Linked DNA regions of Homo sapiens: regions 1, 3, 4 and 5 are each linked to region 2. Evidence: chromatin loops called from intact Hi-C (ENCODE). Cell type or tissue: PC-3. All regions are shown on one strand. Region 1 overlaps TRIM71 (tripartite motif containing 71). Region 2 has its middle 36 kb from the start of TRIM71. Region 3 overlaps TRIM71 (tripartite motif containing 71). Region 4 has its middle 49 kb from the start of CCR4. Region 5 has its middle 18 kb from the start of CCR4.

What was found. A loop is a pair of places that touch in the nucleus more often than their neighbours do. Peaks named below come from ENCODE experiments on the same cell type or tissue, not always from the same donor. Only the 100,000 strongest peaks of a DNase experiment are listed, where the experiment ranks them.
Region 1: it touches region 2 in a loop (6-fold over the local background); 2 of 110 quality-filtered maps call a loop at or near these places.
Region 3: it touches region 2 in a loop (4-fold over the local background); 2 of 110 quality-filtered maps call a loop at or near these places.
Region 4: a loop joins it to region 2, with 16 times the contacts of the local background. A loop is called at or near these places in 5 of 110 quality-filtered maps.
Region 5: it touches region 2 in a loop (6-fold over the local background); 13 of 110 quality-filtered maps call a loop at or near these places.

What each region holds. Positions count from the first base shown.
Region 1 is chr3:32,873,990-32,878,989 of GRCh38, reverse strand. The region is part of intron 2 of TRIM71 (tripartite motif containing 71); the gene reads right to left. Among named protein-coding and RNA genes, the nearest start is that of TRIM71, 58 kb to the right of the region's middle. In PC-3, no CTCF peak of the experiment used is centred here; a DNase peak (open chromatin) is centred at 2,909; H3K27ac peaks cover 1,343 bases.
Region 2 is chr3:32,779,572-32,784,571 of GRCh38, reverse strand. No RefSeq gene overlaps it. Among named protein-coding and RNA genes, the nearest start is that of TRIM71, 36 kb to the left of the region's middle. RefSeq lists enhancers at 2,712-2,791, 2,556-3,275, 3,212-3,291, 3,276-3,997, 3,998-4,718 and a silencer at 2,892-2,971. In PC-3, a CTCF peak has its summit at 2,947 (motif pointing right); DNase peaks (open chromatin) are centred at 2,901 and 3,571; H3K4me3 peaks cover 1,704 bases; H3K27ac peaks cover 642 bases.
Region 3 is chr3:32,839,737-32,844,736 of GRCh38, reverse strand. The region is part of intron 1 of TRIM71 (tripartite motif containing 71); the gene reads right to left. Among named protein-coding and RNA genes, the nearest start is that of TRIM71, 24 kb to the right of the region's middle. RefSeq lists an enhancer at 476-1,071. In PC-3, no CTCF peak of the experiment used is centred here; a DNase peak (open chromatin) is centred at 2,396; H3K27ac peaks cover 2,255 bases.
Region 4 is chr3:32,900,163-32,905,162 of GRCh38, reverse strand. No RefSeq gene overlaps it. Among named protein-coding and RNA genes, the nearest start is that of CCR4, 49 kb to the left of the region's middle. RefSeq lists silencers at 1,821-1,980, 2,004-2,159, 2,201-2,280. In PC-3, CTCF peaks have their summits at 1,955 (motif pointing right) and 2,960; a DNase peak (open chromatin) is centred at 1,902; H3K4me3 peaks cover 962 bases.
Region 5 is chr3:32,931,359-32,936,358 of GRCh38, reverse strand. No RefSeq gene overlaps it. Among named protein-coding and RNA genes, the nearest start is that of CCR4, 18 kb to the left of the region's middle. In PC-3, CTCF peaks have their summits at 2,005 (motif pointing right) and 2,012 (motif pointing right); no DNase peak of the experiment used is centred here.

The DNA.
Region 1 (5,000 bases), 94 kb before region 2:
GATGAAGACAGCTAAACAACAGACTTTCAAGACATCCTTTTATTAGAAGGAGACAGCCTGATATTGGAAAGACATAGTCTTATATTGGAAGAAGATGCCATGTAGGACTTTCATAGCTACAGAAGTCAATGCCTGGCTTCAAAGCTTCAATGGACGGGCTGACTCTCTTGGTAGGGACTAATGTAGCTGGTGACTAAGTTGAAGCCAACAGTCATTGTCCATCCTGACAACCCTAGGCCCCTTAAGCATTATGCTAAATCTACCGTGCCTGTGCTCTACAAATGGAAAAACAAAGCCTGGATGACAGCATGTCTGTTTGTAGCATGGTTTGCGGAATTTTTAAAATTTTTATTTATTTATTCATTTATTTTTTTGAGACAGGGTTTCGCTCTTGTTGCCCAGGCTGGAGTGCAATGGTGCAATCTCAGCTCACTGCAACCTCCGCCTCTTGGGTTCCAGCAATTCTCCTGCTTCAGCCTCCCAAGTAGCTGGGATTACAGGCATGTGCCACCATGACCGGCTAATTTTTTGTATTTAGTAGAGAAGGGGTTTCTGTTTCTCTGTGTTAGTCAGGCTGGTCTCAAACTCCTCATCCCAGGTGATCCACCCGCCTCGGGCTCCCAAAGTGCTGGGATTACAGGCTTGCGCCACCATGCCAGGCCGGTTTGCGGAATATTTTAAACCCACTGTTCAGACCTACCGCTCAGAAAAAAAGATTCCCTTCAAAATATTACTGCTGATTGACAATGCACCTGGTCACCCAGAAGACTCTGCTAGAGATGCACAAGGACACGAAAGTTGTTTTCATGTCTGGTAACACAACATCCATTCTACAGCCCGTGGATCAAGAAGTAGTTTCAACTTTCAAGTCTTATTATTTAACAAATAAACTTCGTAAGGCGATAGCTACTACAGATAGTGATTCCTCTGATGGATCTGGACAAACTCATTTGTAATCCTTTTGCAAAAAATTTACCATTCCAGGTGCCATTAAGAACATGTGTGGTACTCACTTTGGCAGCACATATACTAAAACTGGAGATACTATAAAAGAGCATTCGTGATTCATAGGTAGAGGTCAAAATATCAACATTAATAGGATGTTTGAAGAAGCTGATCCCAACCCTAATGGGTGAACTCAAGGTCACTGATTAGGGTTGGGATCAACTTCTTGTAGCAGAAAGAAGTAGTGGAGGAAGTCACTGCAGATGTGGTGAAAATACAAAGAGAACTAGAATTAGAACTGGAGCTTGAAGATGTGACTGAATTGTTGCCATCTCATGAGAAAATTTGAAGGGATGAAGACTTGTGTCACATTTTAAGAAATTGTCAGGCTGGGCAAGGTAGCTGATGCCTTTAATCTCAGCGCCTTGGGAGGCCAAGGTGAAAGATCGCATGAAGCCAGGAGTTTGAGTGAGATCAGCCTAGACAACAAAGCGAGCCCCATCTCTACAAAAAATACAAAAATTAGCTGGGTGTGGTGGAGCATACCTGTAGTCCTAGCTACGTGGGAGGCCAAAGAAAGGGGATGGATTGCCTAAAAGCCCAGGAGTTTGAGAGAGATCCTGTCTCTTAAAAAAAAAAATGGCCAGGCGCGGTGGCTCACACCTGATATCCCAACACTTTGAAAAGCCGAGGCAGGTGGATCATCTGAGGTCAAGAGTTCGAGACCAGCCTGACCAACATGGTGAAACCCCGTCTCTACTAAAAAGACAAAAATTAGTCGGGAGTGGTGGCAGGCTCCTGTAACCCCAGCTACTCGGGAGGCTGAGGCAGGAGAATCACTTGAAACTGGGAGGCAAAGGTTGCAGTAAGCCAAGATTGCACCATTGCACTCCAGCCTGGGCGATAGAGCAAGACTTAAGGATGCTAAACACACACAAGTTATGGTTAAACAAAAACTTTCTAGGAAATCACAATCTATGTAGTGTACCTGGCTGTGGCGTTATAGATTAACAGACCTAAAATGCCTCTACCCAAAATGCCCCATGATCTAGTATTCAGATTAATGTTGGGCACACACTTTCAACTAACATTTGAATCATACCTCTAGGATTTATGCCTAGGTTCTCACCACTTACACAGCTGACTATATTTATTTTCCCCACACTCTTTTCTCCCCACAGAATTTCCAGTGAATTTCCATTTCTCTGAGATTTCACCATGTTAACCACTCATGATTTGTTGGTGCTCTCCTTAATAAGCCTCCAGCAAATTGTTACAACTCATTTTTTCTCCCCCATGGTGGCTTTTCCCACTAAGCACAGAGAGCACCAGCATTCTCTCAATAATGCTCCAACTGTTTTCAATCTCTTAAGAGAGTAAGAGGTTAATAAAATCATATCACAATCTAGGAGTTCAGACCTAGACACCAGTGGCTCTTTTTGTTTGTCTGTTTGTTTGTTTGAGATGGAGTCTCATTCGGTCGTCCAGGCTGGAGTGCAGTGGCACGATCTCGGCTCACTGCAACCTCTGCCTCCTGCATTCAAGCAATTCTCCTCCCTCAGCCTCCTGAGTACCTGGCATTACAGGTGCCTGCCACCATGCCTGGCTAATTTTTATATTTTTAGTAGAGACGGGGTTTCACCATGTTGGCCAGGCTGGTCTCGAACTCCTGACCTCAGGTGATCTACCCACCTCGGCCTCCCAAAGTGCTGGGATTACAGGTTTGAGCAACCGTGCCCTGCTGACACCAGTGGTTAAGTTCCTCAGGCGATGCCACAGTGTCGAGGGCACCGGTGTCGAGGAGACACCAGCAGGGTAAGGCATTTATTTGTCAAGGTCCCAACTGTCGTGGCATAAAATGAAAGACACAAACCACTTCATCCGCAGGGACAGATGCACTGATATACAACAGAATGATGCACAGGTGAAGACACTGACAAAGGAGAAGAGCAACACAGAGACACTCAAGGCATTTTAAAGACAATGAGCAATACTGGCATAACAATAACAGGATTAGTCATTCAAGAAAGTCTCTCAAACTTCCAATTTTATGATCTGAACATCATAAAATCTGACTCATCAGAAAAGATTGTTTCAGTATCATGCATGGGAATGTGATAGCGGCTGAGAAACTTATTAAATCAAATCCTCCCTCTTCTGTTAAGAGGCATGATCTCAATTCTTTAGCACTTTCAAAACGGATTTTTTTTGAAACAGAGTCTTAACTGTTGCCCAGGCTGGAGTGCACTGGCATAATCTTGGCTCACTGCAACCTCCACCTTTGGGGCTCAAGTGACCCTTCCACCTCAGCCCCACAAGTAGCTGGGATTACAGGCGAGTGTCACACCACACCCGGCTAATTTTGGTACTTTTTGTAGGGTTTCCCCATGTTGCCCAGGCTGGTCTCAAACTCTTGAGCTCAAGTGATCCACCACCTCGGCCTCCCAACGTGCTAGGATTACACAGGCGTGAGCCACTGAACCTGGCCAGAATCTTACTTTTAAAACAATTCACTTATATAAATATTCTAGAATGGTTCCTATGTAATTTCTCCTAGAGGGTGAACAATTTTTCTTCTCCTAGAGGGTGAACAACTTTTCTTGACTTTCAAAGTATCCTATAACACAGGGAAAAGTCACAATTTTCTGATTTCCTAAAACCTTGTCACCTGGATCAGACAAGATTTAATAGAAATTCAGGCACACTATCACCTATGTGAGAGAACCCTGCCAATTATCAAAGTTACACATGCCCCTCCCTAGCTGTTGATAGGAATTCAACAGAAACAACAGTTTCAATTACAGGGGATTCACCATCCAGGAAAGGACTGAAGACACCGAACCTCACATAACATTCTGCTCACTAATTTCTCACATATAAATAAGTAAATCTGTATCACAAAGGTCTCTGTCTAAAAAGCATTAGGCCGGGCATGGTGGCTCACGCCTGTAATCCCAGCATTTTGGGAGGCCGAGGCAGGTGGATCACCTGAGGTCAGGAGTTCGAGACCAACCTGGCCAGCAAGGTGAAACCCCGTCTCTACTAAAAATAGAAAAATTAGCTGGGAATGGCAGCGGGCGCCTGTAACCCCAGCTACTTGGGAGGCTGAGGCAGCAGAATCACTTGAACCTGAGAGGCGGAGGTTGCACTGAGCTGATATCCCACCACTACACTCCAGCCTGGGTGACAGAGTGAGACTCTTGTCTCAAAAACACAAATAAATAAAAGGCATTGGCTGGGCTCAGTAGCTCCCAGTACTTTGGGAGGCTGAGGCAGGTGTATCACCTGAGCTCAGGAGTTCAAAACCAGCCTGGCCAATGTGGTGAAACCCAATCTCTACTAAAAATACAAAAAATTAGCCGGGCGTGGTGGTGGGCGCCTGTAGTCCCAGCTACTCGGGAGGCTGAGGCAGGAGAATGGCGTGAACCTGGGAGGCGGAGCTTGCAGTGAGCCGAGATCGTGCCACTGCACTCCAGCCTGGGCAACAGAGTGAGACTCCGTCTCAAAAAAAAAAATTAGCCAGGTGCAGTGGTGCACGCCTGTAATCCTAGCTACTTGAGAGGCTGAGGGAGGAGAATCACTTGAATCCGGGAGGTGGAGGTTGTGGTTAGCCGAGATCACACAACTGCACTCCAGCCTGGGTGACAGGGCAAGACTCATCTCAAAAAATATGTTGTAGTAGTAGTAGTAGTAGTAGTAGTAGTAGTAGTAGTAGTAGTAATAAGCATTAAGCACCCAGCCTTTCTGCAGTCCTGGCTGGAAAGTGCCAATGTCCACTTTGATTTCGGGAGGTGGCTGGGTGGGACACGTGCAGGTGGTATGTTGGGGCCCAGGCTAGGTGCTTAGAAATCTGACCAGTAACTTTGGCCACATCCCTGACATCTTCACGAGACTGCCAGAACCCCTAAAGGGACCGCTGCTGCAGGGATGTCACCTGAGCTCATTTGGGTCACTATTCCACCCCCCACACTGGAATCTGCCCAATTGTCTGTCCATGCCACCCGACAGAAAGGGGGGCTCGATTCACGTGGGAACTGCAGAAGGGCAGGGAAGGC
Region 2 (5,000 bases):
ACAAAATTAGCCGGGCATGGTGTCACATGCCTGTAATCCCAGACACTTGGGAGGCTGAGGCAGGAGAATCGCTTGAACCTGGGAGGCAGAGGTTGCAGTGAGCCAAGATCGTGCCATTGCACTCCAGCCTGGGCAACGAAAGCAAGACTCCGTCTCAAAAAAAAAAGAAAAAAAAAAAAAAGTTCAGTAGGCCAGGGGTGGTGGCTGATGCCTGTAATCCCAGCACTCTGGGAGGCTTGAGGCCTTTGGGAGGCTGAGGCGGGTGGATCACCTGAGGTCAGGAGTTCGAGACCAGCCTGGCCAACATGGTGAAACCCGGTCTCTACTAAAAATACAAAATTAAGGCCGGGCACGGTGGCTCATGCCTGTCATCTCAGCATGACTTTGGGAGACTGAGGCAAGTGAATTGCCTGAGCTCAGGAGTTCCACACCAGCCTGGGCAACATGGTGAAACCCAGTCTCTACTAATATACAAAAAATTAGCTGGGCGTGGCAGTGTGTGCCTGCAGTCCCAGCTAGTCGGGAGGCTGAGGCAGGAGAATTGCTTGAGCCCGGGAGGTGGAGGTTGCATTGAGCTGAGATCGCACCACTGTACTTCCAGCCTGGGCGACAGAGCGAGACTCTGTCTCTAAAAAAAAAATGAGGCCAGTCGTGGTGGCTCACGCCTGTAATCCCAGCACTTTGGGAGGCTGAGGCAGGCGGATCACCTGAGGTCAGGAGTTCGAGACCACCCTGGTCAACATAGTGAAACCCCATCTCTACCAAAAATACAAAAATTAGCCAGGTGTGGTGGTGCGCGCCTGTAATCCCAGCTACTCGGGAGACTGAGGCAGGAGAATCGTTTGAACCCCGGAGGTGGAGGTTGCAGTGAGCTGAGATTGCGCCATTGCACTCCAGCTTGGGCAACAAAAATGAAACTCCGTCTCAAAAAAAAAAAAAAAAAATTAGCCTGCCGTGGTGGCACATGCCTGTAGTCCCAGCTACTCAGGAGGCTGAGGCAGGAGAATCACTTGAAGTCAGGAGGCAGAGGTTGCAGAGAGCTGAGATCGTCCACCGCACTCCAGCGTGGGTGACAGAAGGAGACCCGTCTCCAAAAAAAAAAAAAAATTCAGTAAAAAAAGATAGATAGATGCATACATACAGGTTTGTGTGTGTGTGTTTGTGTGTGTGTGTGTGTGTGAGAGAGAGAGAGAGAGAGGAAGCATGCTAGAGTAAATGCTGGCAAAGAATCAGTTGGTGGATTTAGGACATAAAGTTTCATTAAGCGACTTTTCCATCCTTTTTTTTTGAGACAGATTCTTGCTCAGTCGCCCAGGCTGGAGTGCAAATGTGTGATCTCGGCTAACTGCAACCTCTGCCTCTGGGGTTCAAGCAATTCTCCTGTCTCAGACTCCTGAGTGGCTGGGATTACAGGCACCCACCATCATGCCCAGCTACTTTTTGTATTTTTGTAGAGATGAGGTTTCGCCATGTTGGCCAGGCTGGTCTTGAACTCCTGATCTCAGGTGATTCGCCAACCTCGGCCTCCCAAAGTGTTGGGATTACAGGCGTGAGCCACCGGGCCCGGACATCCATCTTTTCTACATACTTAATATTTTTCAAAATTAAAGATTGGGGGAAAATAAGGTGAATATTCAGAAATGCAATTCATTGTGCTTTCTAGAGAACTGATAGCAAATAAATAGGGAATCATCTTCCCCTATCCTCAAAATAATACATAACACACATCATACTGTATGGGGAGCGGATGTCACAACCTTGAAGGCCCTCCCATGGAAACCACAGAACCATCAGGGCCCAGGCCTGAGACTTTCCTGGCCTAACTCAAATTGCAGACAGCTCGCTCCAGCACAAGAGACTCTCCACAGTGTGACGGAACTCTTCCTTGTATTGATATGGAACATGGCCCCTATTATTCAGGCACGGCCCCTATTATCCAGGCACATGAAGCAGCTTCCTATCCCTTTGTATCTGCCCACCTGAAATGACACCTCCTCCATGGAGCCTGGTTTGAATTATTGGGTCTTTGTTGTTTGTCAGTTTGGCTTGGGGCTCTTGAGCCTAGGACTATGTTGTCATCTCCTCTTTTCTGCCCTGTACACTGGGCAAGTTATCTTGCCTAGAGCAGGCAGCTGGAAGGGGTTTAAAAAAATATGATTGAGGCCGGCAGGGCGCAGTGGTTTAGGCCTGTAATCCCAGCACTTTGGGAGGCCGAGGAGGGTGGGTCACCTGAGGTCAGGAGTTCGAGACCAGCCTGGCCAACATGGTGGAAACTCCGTCTCCACTAAAAACACAAAAATTAGCTAGGTGTAGTGGCGCACGACTGTAATCCCAGGTACTCAGGAGGCTGAGGCAGGAGAATCGCTTGAACCCAGGAGGCAGAGGTTGCAGTGAGCCAAGATCGCGCCACTACACTCCAGCCTGGGCGACAAAGCGAGACTCTGTCTCAAAAAACAACAACAACAACAATAACAACAACGAAAAATAAGACAAAAAAGGTATCCGCCCTTTCCCTTCACTCACAAATAAAGTAGTGAAACAAATAATTAAATACTGAGACAGAATAAAATTAAATAATGGGGAAAACAGAATTAATGAAGTAAAATTAATGAAGTAAAACCATAAACCAAATAAAATATTGAAGTGAAATAAGTGAAATAAAATAAAATGAAATAAATAAAAATAAAAGAAATAAAATAAGTCACATGAAACGGAGTTAATGAAGCAAGCTCCGCGGTGGCAGAAGGAGACGTGCGGGTACCTGCCGGCCGGGCTTCGGCGTTTCCGCGGCGCTCTGGGCCCCGGATGTGGGCCACAGCTGAGGGTCAGCTGGAGGGCGGGTGGGGCTCCTCGCCGAAGTGCCCCTGGGCTTGACAGCGTTCCCCGCCCTTCTGGGGCCTGCTGCGCCGACCGTGCCGCCGGTAGGTGGTGCTCTGGGTCCCGAGCCTCGCGCTGCGCCCGCGATTAAGTCCGCCCGGCGCCGCCGCGCCGGCCGCTGGGTCAGTCCGCGCATTTGCGCTCCGGGCGCCTGTGCTCAAGAGAGGGACCCCGGTGGCCCCTCAACTCTGGGTTGTGTCTTCTTCCGTAAAACGTGCATGAAATACCCTTACCCCTTCGGCCCCGCCACCTGCGGTCGCTTGGATGCCACTGAAGACGAACCACGTAATGGGTAGTTTGGAGCCCCTAGTGTCACGCCAAACACAGCGTGTTCGCCACAGGACATAAATGTGACGCTGTAGTGGGGCATGGCTCAGCCAACGCCGTGCCCTTCCTCGCTGGAACAGAGGTTGTTCCAGATACAACTCTCTTTGTCAAGTGTCTCAAGTATGGAGTAAAAAATGTTCACCTGCCCGGCTCCCCAGGGGAAAGGCTATCCATTCAGAAAGTAGCTATTTGTGGCTTTAACCGGGATGAAATAAATGACGGCAGAGGACGTTTGAAGGCGGCCCCGGCCCGAGGACAGAAGTCCCCGGCCAGCCGTGCTGGGGTGGGGGAGGGCCGAGGGTGGGGACGGGGATCTGGGGCCGCTCACATGCAAATGCGCCGGGACAATCCGGCCGGGCGCCTCTGCGCCTCCGGGAGGCCGAGGCAGGAACAAAGCATTAGCATTTTCTACATGTGAAAGGCCTGCATTCCTGGGCGGGGAGGCCCCCGGGGCGCCGCCCCCCTCTTCCCATTCACACTCGGGACCACACAGAGCGCCTCTCGCGCCAAAAGCTCCGAGGTTCGTTTCAGCTTTTCTTTTCATCCGAGCGATGCATACGAAATGTAGATATTTCCCTAAACGCCGGCTTTGACATTTAATGCGATCCTAAGTAGTCTGAAATGTGGACGGGATTAGGAGGAGGCTGGGGGCCCACAGGGACACTTGGCCAAATCCCCCTAAATCCTCCAGGACAATTGTTTGTCACCACACGGATTCCTATTGCCCCAAATGAGGGGGCTAATGAACTTCGCTGCCTCCTCCCGTCGCAGCCCCACTCCCACCCTGGAGCCTGCATTTCTGCCCAGTCCTTTCTAGGAAGAAAGGGAAGATGAATTTTTAAATTGCAAGTTTTCTGCATGGGTTTGGTTACTTTAGTCCAGGCCAAGTTGACTTGGAGGATTGACTTTGACCAGTAACTAACCCACCCGTCCCGGGCTACTATTTAACTCTCACTCCATAAAGGCGCAGAGGTCAAGGATGCTGAGGCCCTGTGAATCTTGGGCTTATGTTAATAGGCCTTCACCACCTTGAAAGAAGTAGGCCCTGGGTGTCGTTGCCAGGCCTAGAAAGGACATGTCACCAAAAATTCTGTTTAGCAGGCTTTATTGTTCACCTAGAACAATCCACACACTGTATAATGCACAGCCTGTCTTCAAAGGTACTTACAATCCAGTAGGGGAAAGAAAATGGTCAACAAAGAACACGTCATGAAAGACATGCGCTTGCAGATTTGCCTAGTTACTATGGGGCTGAAACAAAAAAGCTTCTGGGACCAGAGCATGCCCTCAGTAAGCATGTGTGAAATGAAGAGTGGGGGCATAAGAGGAAATCCCTTGGAGGAGGATAGGGCTATGGAGAGGCAGTGTGGGATGCCCAGGATGTTGACACATTAAAACTGGAAGGGAGAAAATTTTAGGCAGCAGAAGAGACTGAAGCAAAGCTCTGAGGGTAGGAAATGGTGACTCCTTTTAGGGGATGGCAGAGAATCCAGTGGTGGAACAAATGGGGCATAAGGGAGGGATTAATAGTAGCTAAACTGGGTGTGGTGGCTCATGCCTGTAATTCCAGCACTTTGGGAGGTGGGAGGATCACTTGAGGCCACGAGTTTGAGACCAGCCTGGGCAACATAGTGAGACATTGTCTCTGCTTTAAAAAAAGAAAAAGGCTAAGTAGGAAGGGCAGAAAGAGACCTTCAGGTATCCCTGAAGCAACCCCTAGGCAGGAGCCAGAGCTGTGCTATAGGAAGTTACAGGCTGTGGTGAGGAAGAAAGGGTGGGAGAAGGAATCTGAGGCA
Region 3 (5,000 bases), 60 kb before region 2:
AGTTAAAGCTTCATTATTATCACAGGCTGCTTAAACCCACCAGGGCATCTGATAATAATACAGGTCTACCAATTTACAACTCAGGAGATATCATTTAAAATGAAATAGAAAAGTTATGATTGGCCAGGCTCGGTGGGTCACTGGTGAGACGCTCTCTACAAAATTTTTTAAAGTTAGCTAGGCATGGTGGAGAGTGCCTGTACTCCTAGCTACGCCAGAGGCTGAGGCAGAAGGATTGCTTGAGTCTGGGAGGCCGAGGCTCCGGTGAGCTGTGATCACGCCACTGCACTCTAGCCTGAGTGACAGGCCGAGACCCAGTCTCAGGGAAAGGGAATAAAAGTGAAGTTATGACTGACAATTGGGTAAAATGCCAATTCACAAAACAAAACAGTGTGCTGAGAACTCTGTTGTGACCTAAAATCCCCTCTTCCTCCTAGGGCAACATTTAAATCTGTTTCTCAAAGGGGCCACCAGCATTAGAATCCCCAGAGGTACTTGTTAAAGATGCAAATTTGAGCCCCACCCCAGTTTTAGAGAATCAGAATCTCCATGGGGTAGGGAGCCCCAGGGCTAACCAACTCCCAGGTCATTGTTAACCAGGGAAGGGCTGATTTACACAACCACACAAAATAACGACGACGCGAGAAAGCATGGGTAAGCACATAGTGGGCAGTCACTACAGATAATTTCCCCGTAAAATACTTCGGCTCTCATAGTTTTTAGGACACTTATTTTCTCTATAGTTCACATTAAAACATCTTGAGACTCTAACCAGAAAAAAGTGCGTTTATCTGGAGTTATTTGCATAACATTAAATCCAGCAGGATTTATGGAGCTCCTCCACAAAGGCAGGGTGGGCGGGCAGGGCCCAGATTAACCCTTGCCCACACCCTGGTTTGCTTTCTGGGCCGGCTCTGCACCTTCCCAGAAAGCAGCACGACAGGAAAGGAGCTCAGGGAGGTTCCCTCAGCTAATGGCCCTTGGGCGAAGACTCCTCCAGAATGTTACTTGTCCTTGGCTGGGCTGGAACAGAAAACCCAGCGGGTAACGGGATAAGCACGCAGGCGGGCATTAAGCCTGCTTCCCGGGGAAGATTAAACACAGTTAATTAAAACCCTGCAGAATGGGAGGCACGGGGATTAGCTGGCAGGGAAAGGGAGGGGGACCTGCTAGCAGGAGAGGTGATGCCTGCCCAGATTTCCTTCCCAGAGCTCTTTTGCCACTAATAAAGATTAAATGTGCTAAGCACAACTGGGCCATCCACTCCATTTTCACAGATCCCAGTATCCCTTACTTCGAGGCCCCTGGGTAAGCCTGTCCCAAGAGCTGGGCAAACCAAGAAATAAGCTTACTGGGGAGTTACTGCTATGCCTTAGAACTCTGGTTGATGAGAAAAGGGATCCTGGTGAGTTGGGGGGAGTGTCCTGAGGTGCAAATCAAGATCAACCCTCAATTACCATTACCTTCACATTTCTCCCACCCCCTGCTACCATGCAGGCCAGATCTTGGGGGGTGAAAGTAGCAGGAAGCAGAGGGCTCCCTTGGAGGGTGAGGCCCTGCCCCTCTTGTATTTCTCAACAAAGGCATGACTTGACCAATTCAGTCAAACCTAGTCCCAGCACCCTGGAAGCCCTTGCCCAATCACAATGTTCCAGGCCTATACCCAGCTGGAGGGGCTGTGGCCAACACCCCGATAATCCTATAAATAGTCCCACCCCCGCCCTCCAATTACAGAAGACCAAGGGAATCACCATCAAAAAGCATTTATTAAGCACCTAAGACTCATAGGGGCTTGGCCCTGCCCTGAGAGAGGGTCATTTATGACCATTAAGGCCAGAGTAAGGCAGGCTCCCAGAGGCCCATAAAACTCCCAGGGAAGGAAGTGGGGATTAACCACTTCCTCTCACCTCTCAAGAAGGGGTTTCAAGATGTACCAAATTGCAGAACAGAGGGTTCTTGGGTGGGGGTGGGGAGATGGGGATCAGAAGAGCCTACACCTGGCTAAGGCCTGTCTGTATAAGGGGACATGAATAACCCTGGGGTTTCTCAAATCACTTTGATTTTTACAGAGGAGAGCTTTGTAGTCCTCACTGCCCCGACTTCTCTGTGAGGCACATGCTGGCAAGACTCTGCACCCGCCCCTTGGCACGGGTCTGGACTCTATCCAGGAAGGGACAGAGCATACATGGGGATTATATGCATATTTGACAAGTGCTATGCTGGTACAATGGCTTAATTCTTTTACCTAACTCAGCAGTCTGATTTCTTGGATCAAAACCTGTCTATCCTGGACAATTTACAACCCCATCATACTCAATTTTTACTGAAATTTTTTTCAGGAACTCTCACCCAAATCTAAGAAAAGCAGCTTACAAAGAAGACAAACACAGGCAAGCTTGAGTCATGAAAGGAGAGCAGCATGCGGGATGGGACTTCCTGGATTGAGACCATGGTTTGGCTCTGAGCTTCCTGGGAGTCAAAGCAAAATGACCAACAATAAATAATTATGCCATTATCAAACTAACAGTTTTCAAAACGGACAATGTTTTCCCAGCAGTAAATCTAGACAGTGATGGAATCTGCAAATTCCCCTCCTCAGCATATGAGGACCAGCACTGAGAGTTTCCTTTCTCTTCTCCCTTCTCTCCCTGCTGAGCTGTGGGGAAATCCCTGCTGAAATTACAGGGGCAATCTTTATGGTGCTAGAGCAAAGCAGGTAGAGACAGGTGCTCAGAAGCGAGTGGAGTTGTTCCTAGGTGTATGGCGTGAGTTCCAAGAACTGCACCCTGGCTGAGCACTGTGGCACATGCATTTTGGGAGGCCGGGGATCACTTGAGTACAGAAGTTTCAGACTAGCCTGGGCAACATGGCAAGACTCCTGTCACTACAGAAATTTTTAAAATAGAAGTAAATATTAAAATAAATTAAAAAGGAAGCTTCCTGGTAAGTCCTGGGGGTCCAAGTTAGGTGAAGTCCCACAAACCTCTTGAAAAAGGAAACAATAAACTTTAGAACGTTTCATCAGTAGAGAAGCCACCACGTTAAGCCAAAGAATGTACGGCACTAAACTTATTAACCAATCCCTGCCTCTGGGGCTTTTTCTTTTGGGGGGTGGGGGTTGGCGGTGGGCCTCACTCGTGGCCCACGCTGGAGTGCAGTGAAGTACAGTGGCGTAATCTTGCTTCACTGCACACGCCACCACGCCCAGCTAACTTTTGTATTTTTTTTGTAGAGACAGGGTTTTGCCGTGTTGCCCAGGCTGGTCTCCTGAGCTCAAGTGATCCAACCACCTTGGCCTCCCAAAGTGCTGGGATTAGAGGCGTGAGCCACCTCACTAGGTAAAGATACCTAGTATTCTTTACGCAGTTTCTCCTAATGGTAACATCTCCCAAAACAATAGTATAATATCACACTCAGGGTACTATCGATACAATCAGGGCACACATTTCCCCTGTGCCTGGCTCCTTGGGTTTGTTTTTTGTTTTGTTTTTTGAGACAGAGTCTCGCTCTGTCGCCCAGGCTGGAGTGCAGTGGCGCGATCTCAGCTCACTGCAAGCTCCGCCTCCCGGGTTTATGCCATTCTCCTGCCTCAGCTTCCCGAGTAGCTAGGACTACAGGCGACCGCCACCACGCCCGGCTAATTTTTTGTTTTTTAGTACAGATGGGGTTTCACCAGGTTAGCCAGGATGGTCTCGATCTCCTGACCTCATGGTCCACCCACCTCGGCCTCCCAAAGTGCTGGGATTACAGGCGTGAGCCACTGCGCCCAGCCAGGCTTTTTTAAATGAGGAAGGGATAGAATCTTTAGTTTGTGGATAAGATAAAAGCTGGCTCACTTAGACCAGCCCGGGGTGACTGAGAAGGGAGGCCACCACTCAGGGCCAGAAGCATGCCCCCTTGCACCCCCAGCTGAGCCCTGAAAGCTCCCCAGCAGCAGAGTCGCAAGGCTTCACCAGTGTTAGCCACTTGGGCCAAGGTGATCAACATTCCAGGAGGCAGCCATTCCTGCTGAACAAAGAGCCCAGGGAGGAATTCCTCCTGCCCCAAGCATGTGGGTTGGGGGTGGTATCCAAACAAAACTGGACAGAAGAAAGCAGCCCCAGCAAGGGGCCCTAAGGAAGCCTACCCCCACTGCATGCCCTGTCGGAGGAATGGAGAAAACTCAAGGGAAAGTCTCCAGCACAGATTACAATTGGACCTTATAAACACAGAAGGCAATTTCGGGGCTTTGTCTCTAAACATAATGGAGTAAAGTTCAGGAGAGAGCAATCTCTATAGGAAATAGGCCAAAACCTCTGAATTTAATCATTAACTTTATCTCGAGGGTCTTTGTATTCATGTTATGTACTGGCTTTTACTGTAACCAGTGCAAACATTTTACTGTCCTTCAAAGCACAGAATGCGGGGTTTGTTGGCCTATTTAAAAGAGTGCCTACATCAACATGAGATGATTCTAGGGAGATTCCAATCAGAGATCCCCAGCAAAAAGGACCTTTGGAAGGGAAGGGGGGTGGGGAAAAGGAATTGGTGAATGCAAACTTTTCTCCCTCCCTGTGCTGGTGCACTCTTCCACTGACAATACAGTGGGTACATCTTCAGATGAGCAGGAGATGAACAACTCCTGTTTTGGAGGAGGCTTGCAGAGGCCTTGGGAAAGACATTTTGAGGCAGACTTACAAAGCAGCAAGGTTCTCTCTTGCTCTGAAGGGCAGAGGTGGCAAGTTTTTAAACTGGAGCGTTTGAATTAACTCTGTAAACATTAGTTGAACATTTGCTTTGTAGATACAGTTCTAATCGCCAGTAGAGTCCTCAGCAAAGTGCTTCCCAGTTTTTCAAACACCCAGCTCCTCAAAAGCACTCAGGTCTTTCTTCTGGGACCACTGCAAGTGGCTCTTCTACCCTCTTCCCCGGGCAGCACCCCACCTTCAATGCCCTTACCCAATTCCAGCCCAGCAACCTCTGACTTGCCAGCAGATCCACGTATGAGGGAAGAATTAGAC
Region 4 (5,000 bases), 120 kb before region 2:
GGTTAATTTTAAAATAATTTAAAAATTATAGAAGAGTTGCAGAAATAGTATAAAGGATTTCAATATCCCACTTATCCCGATTTACCAGTTTTTAACATTTTGCCATATATGCTTCATCACTGTCTTCTTTTCTCTCTCCTTCCTTCTCTCTTCCTGTATATCTATATATACTTTTTTTCTTAATCACTTGAGAGTAGGATGCATTCATCATGCTCTTTTAAATCTTCATAAAAAGATCTTACATAACCATTAAATACATCAAATTTAGGAAATTTAATATTGACACAACACATATCTAATCTACTGTTCATTTTCCAGTTGTAAATTTTTTTTTTTTTTTTGAGACACAGTCTTGCTTTGTCGCCCAGGCTCAATGGAGTGCAGTGGCACCATCTCAGCTGACTGCAAGCCTCGGCTGCCGGGTTCACGCCATTCTCCTGCCTCAGCCTCTCAAGCAGCTGGGACTACAGGCGCTCACCACGCCCGGCTAATTTTTTGTATTTTTAGTAGAGACGGGGTTTCACCGTGTTAATCAGAATGGTCTCAATCTCCTGACCTCGTGATCCACCCGCCTCGGCCTCCCAAAGTGCTGGGATTACAGGCATGAGCCTCCGCGCCTGGCCATAAATGGTTCTTTTAGCAAGATTATGTACAGTATTGCACTGGTTGCCATGTCCTTTTTGTCTTTTTTCTCTCTCTTTGGTCTTTTTAAATCTGGAACTTTGTTTTATTGACAATGATAGTTTAACAATAAAGACCAATCATTTTGTAAAAATGATAACATTCTTGTGTCCGGAATCGGCGGGTTCTTGGTCTCACTGACTTTAACAATGAAGCCGCAGACCCTCGCGGTGAGTGTTACAGCTCTTAAGATGGTGAGTCTGGAGTCTGTCCCTTCTGATATTTAGATGTGTTTGGAGTTTGTTCTTTCTGGTGGGTTTGTGGTCTCACTGGTTCAGGAGTGAAGCTGCAGACCTTTGCGGTGAGCGTTACAGCTCTTGAGGTACCGCGTCTGGACTTGTTCATTCCTCCTGGGGGGGCTCGTGGTCTTGCTGGGCTCAAGAGTGAAGTTGCAGATCTTCACAGTGAATGTTACAGCTCATAAAAGCAGCGTGGACCCAAAAAGCGAGCAGTAGCAATATTTATTGCAAAGAGCAAAAGAACAAACCTTCCACACTGTGGAAGGTGACCCAAGCAGCCTGCTTTTATTCTCTTATCTGGCCCCACCCACATCCTGCTGATTGGTAGAGCCGAGTGGCCTGTTTTGTCAGGGCACTGATTGGTGCGTTTACAATCCCTGAGCTAGATACAAAGGTTCTCCACATCCCCATCAGATTAGTTAGATACAGAGTTTCCACACACAGGTTCTCCAAGGCCCCACCAGAGCAGCTAGATACAGAGTGTCGATTGGTGCATTCACAAACCTTGAGCTAAACACAGGGTGCTGATTGGTGTGTTTACAAACCTTGAGCTAGATACAGAGTGCCAATTGGTGTATTTACAATCCCTGAGTTAGACATAAAGGTTCTCCAAGGCCCCACCAGAGCAGCTAGATACAGAGTGTCGATTGGTGCACTCACAGGGTGCTGATTGGTGTATTTACAATCCCTGAGCTAGACATAAATGTTCTCCAAGGCCCCACCAGAGCAGCTAGATACAGAGTGTCGATTGGTGCACTCACAAACCTTGAGCTAAACACAGGGTGCTGATTGGTGTATTTACAATCCCTGAGCTAGACATAAAGGTTCTCCACGTCCCCACCAGGGCAGCTAGATACAGAGTGCCGATTGGTGCATTCACAAACCTTGAGCTAAACACAGGGTGCTGATTGGTGTGTTTACAATCCCTGAGCTGGATATAAAGACTTTCCACGTCCCCACCAGACTCAGGAGCCCAGCTGGCTTCACCCAGTGGATCCCGCAGGGGGTTGCTGCAGGTGGAGCTGCCTGCAGGTGGAGCTGCCTGCCAGTCCCGCGCCATGCGCTCGCACTCCTCAGCTCTTGGGCGGTCGATGGGACTGGGCGCCGTGGAGCAGGGGGCGGCATTCGTCGGGGAAGCTCGGGCTGCACAGGAACCCATGGAGGCGGGGGAAGGCTCAGGCATGGCGGGCTGCAGTCCCGAGGCCTGCCCCGTGAGAAAGCAGCTAAGGCCCGGCGAGAAATTGAGCGCAGCGCCTGTGGGCCGGCACTGCTGGGGTACCCAGTACACCCTCCGCAGCCGCTGGCCCGGGTGCTAAGCCCCTCACTGCCCGGGGCGGGCAGGGCCGGCGGGCCGCTCCGAGTGCGGGGCCCGCCAAGCCCACGCCCACCCAGAACTCCAGCTGGCCCGCAAGCGCTGCTCGCAGCCCTGGTTCCTGCTCGCGCCTCTCCCTCCACACCTCCTTGCAAGCTGAGGGAGCCGGCTCTGGCCTTGGCCAGCCCAGAAAGGGGCTCCCACAGTGCAGCGGCGGGCCGAAGGGCTCCTCAAGTGCCGCCAAAGTGGGAACCCAGGCAGAGGAGGCGCCAAGAGCAAGCGAGGGCTCTGAGGACTGCCAGCACGCTGTCACCTCTCATTTTGACAGGTTAAGCATGTATTACAATCTCATGGATAATGACCATGAAACTAACGAGACATTCGTTTCTGTCTCCTTTAGGAAGCCAAGTTGGCTTTTCTGCCCTGATGGTGCTTGTTGTGTTGGTTATGTGATTGTGTTTTTGTCAAAATTCACAGAACCATGTTCTAAAATGTGTGAAATTTATTGTGTGTAAAGTATACCTAGACCAAAAAAATGCTAGTCTCTAAAAGTTGAATTGTCTGAATATTCCACCAGAGTATATGCTTCCAGTGTTTTATTCTAGTCCTCATTAATTAAATTTTAAAAATTTGGATTGTTGCTTGGGAGACATGAAAGTCTTTTTTTTTTTTTTTTTTTTTTTTTTTTTTCAGACGTTGTCTCACTGTCACCCAGGCTGGAGTCCAGTGGCGCCATCTAGGCTCACTGCAACCTCCGCCTTGCAGATTCAAGCAATTCTCCTGCCTCAGCCTCCTGAGTAGCTGGGATTACATGCATGTGCCAGCCACCACACCTAGGTAATTTTTTTGTATTTTTAGTAGAGACAGGGTTTCACCATGTTCGTCAAGCTGGTCTTGAACTCCTGACCTCAGGTGATCCACCCACCTGGGTCTCCCAAAGTGCTGGGATTACAGGTGTGAGCCACCACGCCGGGCCAGATTCCCGGCCTGAAATGCATTTTTAAAGTCTATTGCTATATACTTAGGGACAAAGATGGTTGTTAAAGGTAGAGAAAACAAAACATTCAACATGTCTTGAGGAAAAGGAAGTGTTGGTGGGGGTGAGGTGGGGGCAGTTGCTTGTCTGTCCTGGAAAGGCAATTTCTTACCGCTTCATACCCATTTTATACCCATTCCATTCTTTCTAGAAACACAGATTTCTGTCCTCATTGTTTTCATATTTGTCTCCTATTGTCATGTTTTATGAGCAAGTCATAAAGGGAGGAAGAGGGAAAACAAAGTTCTGAGGCTTTCTTAATCTACTTGCTCAACCTGCATTTTTAGTAACCATAAAGAAATTGGTTGGGCTCACTTTTACAGCTTCCTCTTCTAGCAAGAAGTCCCACCACATGCCATCCACCTAGCCACTTAATGCTCGTCGAACAAGTCAAATCTATAGCAAATATGTAGTCTTGTTTTGTACTTTTTTTCAAATGTTATGTAAAAGGTATACTGTAAAATCATACTAGAACTTCTTTCACCCAATGATTTTTAGATGTACCTACACACATGTAGCGTCCCCATTCACTTTAACTTGCACTGAATAAATATATCAAATGTACTCTTCTATCTCCCCACTGACAAGATACTTGGCATTACGTACTCCAGACAACCAGGCAGCGACTGTTTTAAGTCTTCTTATGCTGTTGTTTGTGCTAGAATTTCTCCACAGCATATTTTGGAGGTGAAATTACTGGATCCGTGTGTATGTGTACATCTTCACCTTTACTAGGTATTGACAAATTCCCCTGCAAACAGGTTGTACTCCTTTTCACTCCCACCAGCTGTGTAGGACAGTTCCCATTTCTCACCAACAGTTGCTATAATTAGACTTTCCTATTTCTATCCAAAGGATGAGTATAACATTGTATCTTATTGTTGCTTTGGTCTGTATTTCCCTGAGTTCTAGGGTAGTTGAGCTCGGTAAATAACTTAACCCCACCCTTTGCCTCGTTGTTTTTAATTGGGGTATGTTTTCCTTATTGTAGTTCTTTAAATATTCTGGATGGCAATCCTTTATTAGTTATACCTTTATATTCTCCCATTCTGAGGCTTATGCTTTCGCTTCTTTAATATTGTTGTTTTTCAAGTTTCAATTTTTGTAAGTTAAAAATTGATATATAGTAGTTGGACATATTTTGGGGGTCCATATGAGTTTTGAAACTTGTATAACATGTGATTATCAAATCAGTGTACTTCGGATATCCATCGCCTCAAATATTTATCTTTGTGCTAGGAACAATACAAATCTTTTATTTTGAAATTTACAATAAATTATTGACAATTTCCCTACTGTACTTCATTGAACTAATTTTTAAAACATAAAAAACACACAACAAGTGTATACATTTTTATCACATGTGCATTCCTGGTTGCCTGGCGTGCTGCTCTTGTGTCAGCCTCTCCCAGATCCAGGCTGATGACACTTCCTGCCATCAGGAATACTAGGATACTGCCTGTGGTCATGGGAGGTGAAGAGAGATCTAACAGTTCACTTAGATGCAGTGAAATACAGCCATCCCTCGGCACCACGGGAGATTGCTTTCAGGACCGCCCGCAGCTACCAGTGGAGCGCATGCTCCATTCGGCCGCTCCGTGGAACCCGCACATACTCCACGCAGCCACTCGTCTGTGGAACACAAGTATTCCATATGGTCTGTGGAACCCGTGGATACAAATTCAGCCCTCCACATAGGTCAGTTTCACATCCCACAAATGTTTTCCATCCC
Region 5 (5,000 bases), 150 kb before region 2:
AAGTTGAATTGTGAGATTTAAGAAAAATGTGAAATTTTTCACATTTCATTATGCAATATCAAAACCTCACTGTAAGAGTTTTTTGTTACTGTTGTAACAAACAACCACTACAAAATTCAGTGGCTTAAAGAACGTTAATTTACCATCTTACAGTCTGGCAGGCAGAAATCAGAAATCAGTTTCTCTGGGTGTTAGTAGGGCTGGTTCCTTCTAGAGGTTCTAGGGAAGAATCTGTTTCCTTGTCTTTTCCAGCTTCCAGTGGCCACCTACATTCCTTGGTTCATGGCCTCTTCCTCCGTCTTTAAAGCCAGCAATGTAGCATCTTCTCTCCTCTCTTAACTCATGCCTTCTTTTTACAAGGACCCTTGTTATTACACCTAACCCAGGTTCCTTTGGAATGTAGAGAAACACATTCACTGGTTCTGGGGATTAGAACATGGACACCCTTGGGGGCCATTATTCTGCCTACCGTATGGGATTCAGTAATGTCACACTGATCTCATCAGAAAATTCTTCCTGGCAAGTGGTCATATTCATGATAACAAATACAAATTTTCTTAAAGTATAATTTTTGCTTGAAAGCTCAAATTTTACCAGTGGCGACAAACATTATCAGTTGTTTCACTTGAAATCACAAGCTTATTTTATTTATTTTCAATAAAATATCTACCAAACACCTTGTTTAAAGAATCATAAAGGGGCCCGGTGCAGTGGCTCATGCCTGTAATCCCAACATTTTGAGAGGCCAAGGCAGGTGGATTGCTTGAGCCCAGGAGTTCAAGGCCAGCCTGGACAACATGGGAAAACTCCATCTCTACAAAAAATACAAAAATTAGCCAGGCGTCGTGGTGCATGCCTGTAGTCCCAGCTACTCAGGAGGCTGAAGAAGGAGGATCACTTGAGCCCTGGAGGCAGAGGCTGCAGTAAGCCAAGATCCCACCACTGTACTCCAGCCTGGGTGACAGAGCCAGACCCTATATCAAAAAAAAAAAAAAAGAAGAATCATATATGGTTTGTCATTTTTTCAAGCAAAATGGAGTTCCATGTGAATTCAAGGGTAGAGATAAAAAAATTACTTTTTCCTACTTTATCAAAGAGATTATTATCATTATTATTATATATATGTATTTTTTTGAGATGGAGTCTTGCTCTGTCGCTGGAGTGCAGTGGCGCGATCTTGGCTCACTGCAAGCTCCGCCTGCTGGGTTCACGCCGTTCTCCTGCCTCAGCCTCCCGAGTAGCTGGGACTACAGGCGCCCGCCACCACGCCCGTCTAATGCTTTGTATTTTTTAGTAGAGAGGGGTTTCACCGTGTTAGCCAGGATGGTCTTGATCTTCAGACCTCGTGATCCACCCGCCTCGGCCTCCCAAAGTGCTGGGATTACAGGCGTGAGCCACCGCTCCCGGCCTATTATCATTATTATTATTACAGACAAAGTCTTGCTCTGTCACCCAGGCTGAAGTGCAGTGGCACAATCATAGCTCACTGTAACCTTGAACTCCTGGGCTCAAAAGATCCTCCTGCCTCAACCTGCCAAATAGCTAAGGACTACAGGTGCGTGCCACCACACCCAGCTAATTTTTTTTTGAATTTATTTTTTATAGAGATGGGGTCTTGCTAGGTTGACCAGGATGGTCTTGAACTCCTGGTCTCAAGTGATTCTCCCGCCTCGGCCTCCCGAAGTTCTGGTATTATAGGTGTGAGCCACCGCACCTGGCCCTGCAAGGACATTATTAAGTGAAACTGGTTCTGGGAGTGCACAGCAGTGAAGAAAGTACATTTTTAAGTTCAGTTTGGTGGTTGTGCCTTGATTTGTCCAAAGATCCTCAGTGGTTTTGCCCGCCATCAGAGCAAATATCAACAGAGTGAAAAAGATAAAGTTATAGTATTATTAGGAATACAGTTTTGATATCATGGATACTCAGGAAGGGATCTCAGGGACCTCTTTCCCCCCATTCCCCCCAGGATCCATAGACCACACTTTGAAAATTGCTGTTTTAGGGAAATGAAACCTGCCAGCAGATGGCAGCAGGTACAGCAGCATTTTCCAATTTATATTGACCAGTATTTAGAAAATTGATTTCATGATAAATTTACAATTTTGCCTTTAAAACTCACAGACAACATTTCATTTCAGAAAATATTTTTAACTATATAAAAGAATTCCACAAAATAAATGCTACTTCAGCTCACAACTTAAATTATCCAAGAACTTTTTCTTTTCTTTTTTCTTTTTTTTTTTTTGAGACAAGAGTCTCGCTCTGTCACCCAGGCTGGAATGCAGTGGTGCGATCTTGGCTCACTGCAACCAACCTCCACCTCCCAGGTTCAAGCGATTCTCCTGCCCCAGCCTCCCAAGTAGCTGGGATTACAGGCACGCGCCACTACGCCCAGCTAATTTTTGTATTTTTAGCAGAGACAGGGTTTCACTATGTTGGTCAGGCTGGTCTCGAACTCTTGACCTCGTGATCCGCCTGCCTCGGCCTCCCAAAGTGCTGGGATTACAGACGTGAGCCACCGTGCCCAGCCTATCCAAGAACTTTTTCTTTCTCCCTTTCTTCCTTTCTTCCTTCCTTCCTTTCTTTTCTTTCTTTCTTTTTTTTTTTCAGAGTCTTGCTCTGTCACCCAGGCTGGAGTGCAGTGGTGCTTTCTTTCATGGCTTATTGCAGCCTTGACCTCCCAGGCTCAAGCAATTCCCCGACCTTTGACTCCCAAGTAGCTGGGACTACAGGCACATGCCACCATGCACAGCTAATTTCTTTTATTTTTGGTAGAGATAGGGTCTCACTAAGTTGCCCAGGCTGGTCTTAAACTCCTGGCCTCAAGCAATCCTCCCACTTTGTCCTCCCAAAGTGGTGAGATTACAGGTGTGAGCCACTGCACCAGGCCCCAATAACTTTTTCTTGAGACAACCATCATATTTCAGCGCAGTCAGGACATCACAGCTGCAGGTTCTGCATCCTCAAATTCAACCAAGAAAGAATGGAAAATATTTGAGAAAAAAATTTACAAATTAAAAATAAGCTAGGGGCAGTGGCTCACGCCTGTAATCCCAACACTTTGGGAGGCCGAAATGTGAGGATTGCTTTGGGAGGCTGAGGTGGGAGGATTGCTTGATGATGATAGGACTGTATACCTCGAAAACCCTAAAGACTTATGCAAAAGGCTCCTAGATCTAATAAATTCAATAAAGTCTCAGTTTACAAAATTAATGTACACAAATCAGTAGCACTACTGTATGCCAACGATGACCAAACTGAGAATCAAATCAAGAATTCAATCCCTTTTATAACAACTGAAAAAAAAAAAAAAAAAAAACCCAAAAACAATACCCTAGGAGTGTACTTAATCAAGGGAGGTGAAAGATCTCTACAAGGAAAACTACAAAACATGCTGAAAGAAATCATAGATGACACACAAAAAAATGGAAACATATGCCATGTTCATGGATGGGAAGGTAATATTGTGAAAATGACCATACTACCCAAAGCAAACTACAGATTTTATGCTATTCCTAACAAAATATCATCATCATTTCTCACAGAACTAGAAAAACAACCCTAAAGTTCGCATGAAACCAAAGAAGAGCCTGCATAGCCAAAGCAATCCTAAGCAAAAAGAACAAATGTGGAGGCATCACATTACTGGACTTCAAATTATACTACAAGACTGTAGACTACAGTACTGTAGTACCAGTACTACTGGGACTAGTATAAAAATAGGCACTTAGACCAATGGAACAGAATAGAGAACCCAGAAATAAAACCAAATACTTACAGCCAATTGATCTTCAACAAACCATACAAAAACATAAATTGGAGAAAGGATACCCTATTCAATAAATGGTGCTGGAAGGCCAGGCATGGTGAGTCATGCCTGTAACCCCAGCACTTTGATTACAGGCCGAGGTGGGCAGATCACAAGGTCAGGAGTTTGAGACCAGCCTAGCCAACATGGTGAAACCCCATCTCTACTAAAAACACAAAACTTAGCCAGGTATGGTGGTGGGCACCTGTAATCCCAGCTACTTGGGAGGCTGAGGCAGGAGAATTGCTTGAACCCGGGAGGCAGAGGTTGCAGTGAACCGAGATCGCGCCACTGCACTCTAGCCTGGGTGACAGAGCAAGACTCCATCTCTAAAATAAATAAATAAATAAATAAATAAATAAATAAATAAATAATGGTGCTGGGAAAACTGACAAGCCACATATAAAAGACTGAAACTGGAGGCCAGGCGCAGTGGCTCACACCTGTAATCCTAGCACTTTGGGAGGCTGAGGTGGGTGGATCGTGAGGTCAGGAGTTCAAGACCAGCCTGGCCAAGATGGTGAAATCCCAGCTCTACTAAAAAAATACAAAAAATCAGCTGGGCCCAGTGGCAGGTGCTTGTAATCTCAGTTATTTGGGACGCTGAGGCAGGAAAATCGCTTGAACTTGGAGGGTGGAGGTTGCAGTGAGCTGAGATCGTGCCACTGCACTCCAGCCTGGGCAACAGAGTGAGACTCCATCTCAAAAAAAAAAAAAAAAAAAGAGTGAAACTGGATCTCCATCTCTCGCCCTATACAAAAATCAACTCAAGATGTATAAAGACTTAAATCTAAGACCTGAAACCATAAAAATTCTGGAATATAACATTGGAAAACTTTTCTGGACATTGGCCTAGGCAAAGAATTCATGACTAACACCCCAAAAGCAAATGTGACAAAACCAAAAATAAATAAATGGGACCTATATTAATCCGTTTTCACACTGCTGATAAAGACATACCTAAGATAGAGCAATTTACAAAAGAAAGAGGTTTAATTGGACTTACAGTTCCACATGGCTGGGGAAGCCTAACAATTATGGCTGAAGGCAAGGAGGAGCAAGTCACGTCTTACATGAATGACAGCAGGCAAAAAGAGAGAGCTTGTGCAGGGGAACTCCTCTTTTTAAAACCATGAGATCTCATGACACTTATTCACTGTCATGAGAACAGCACAGGAAAGACTTGCCACCA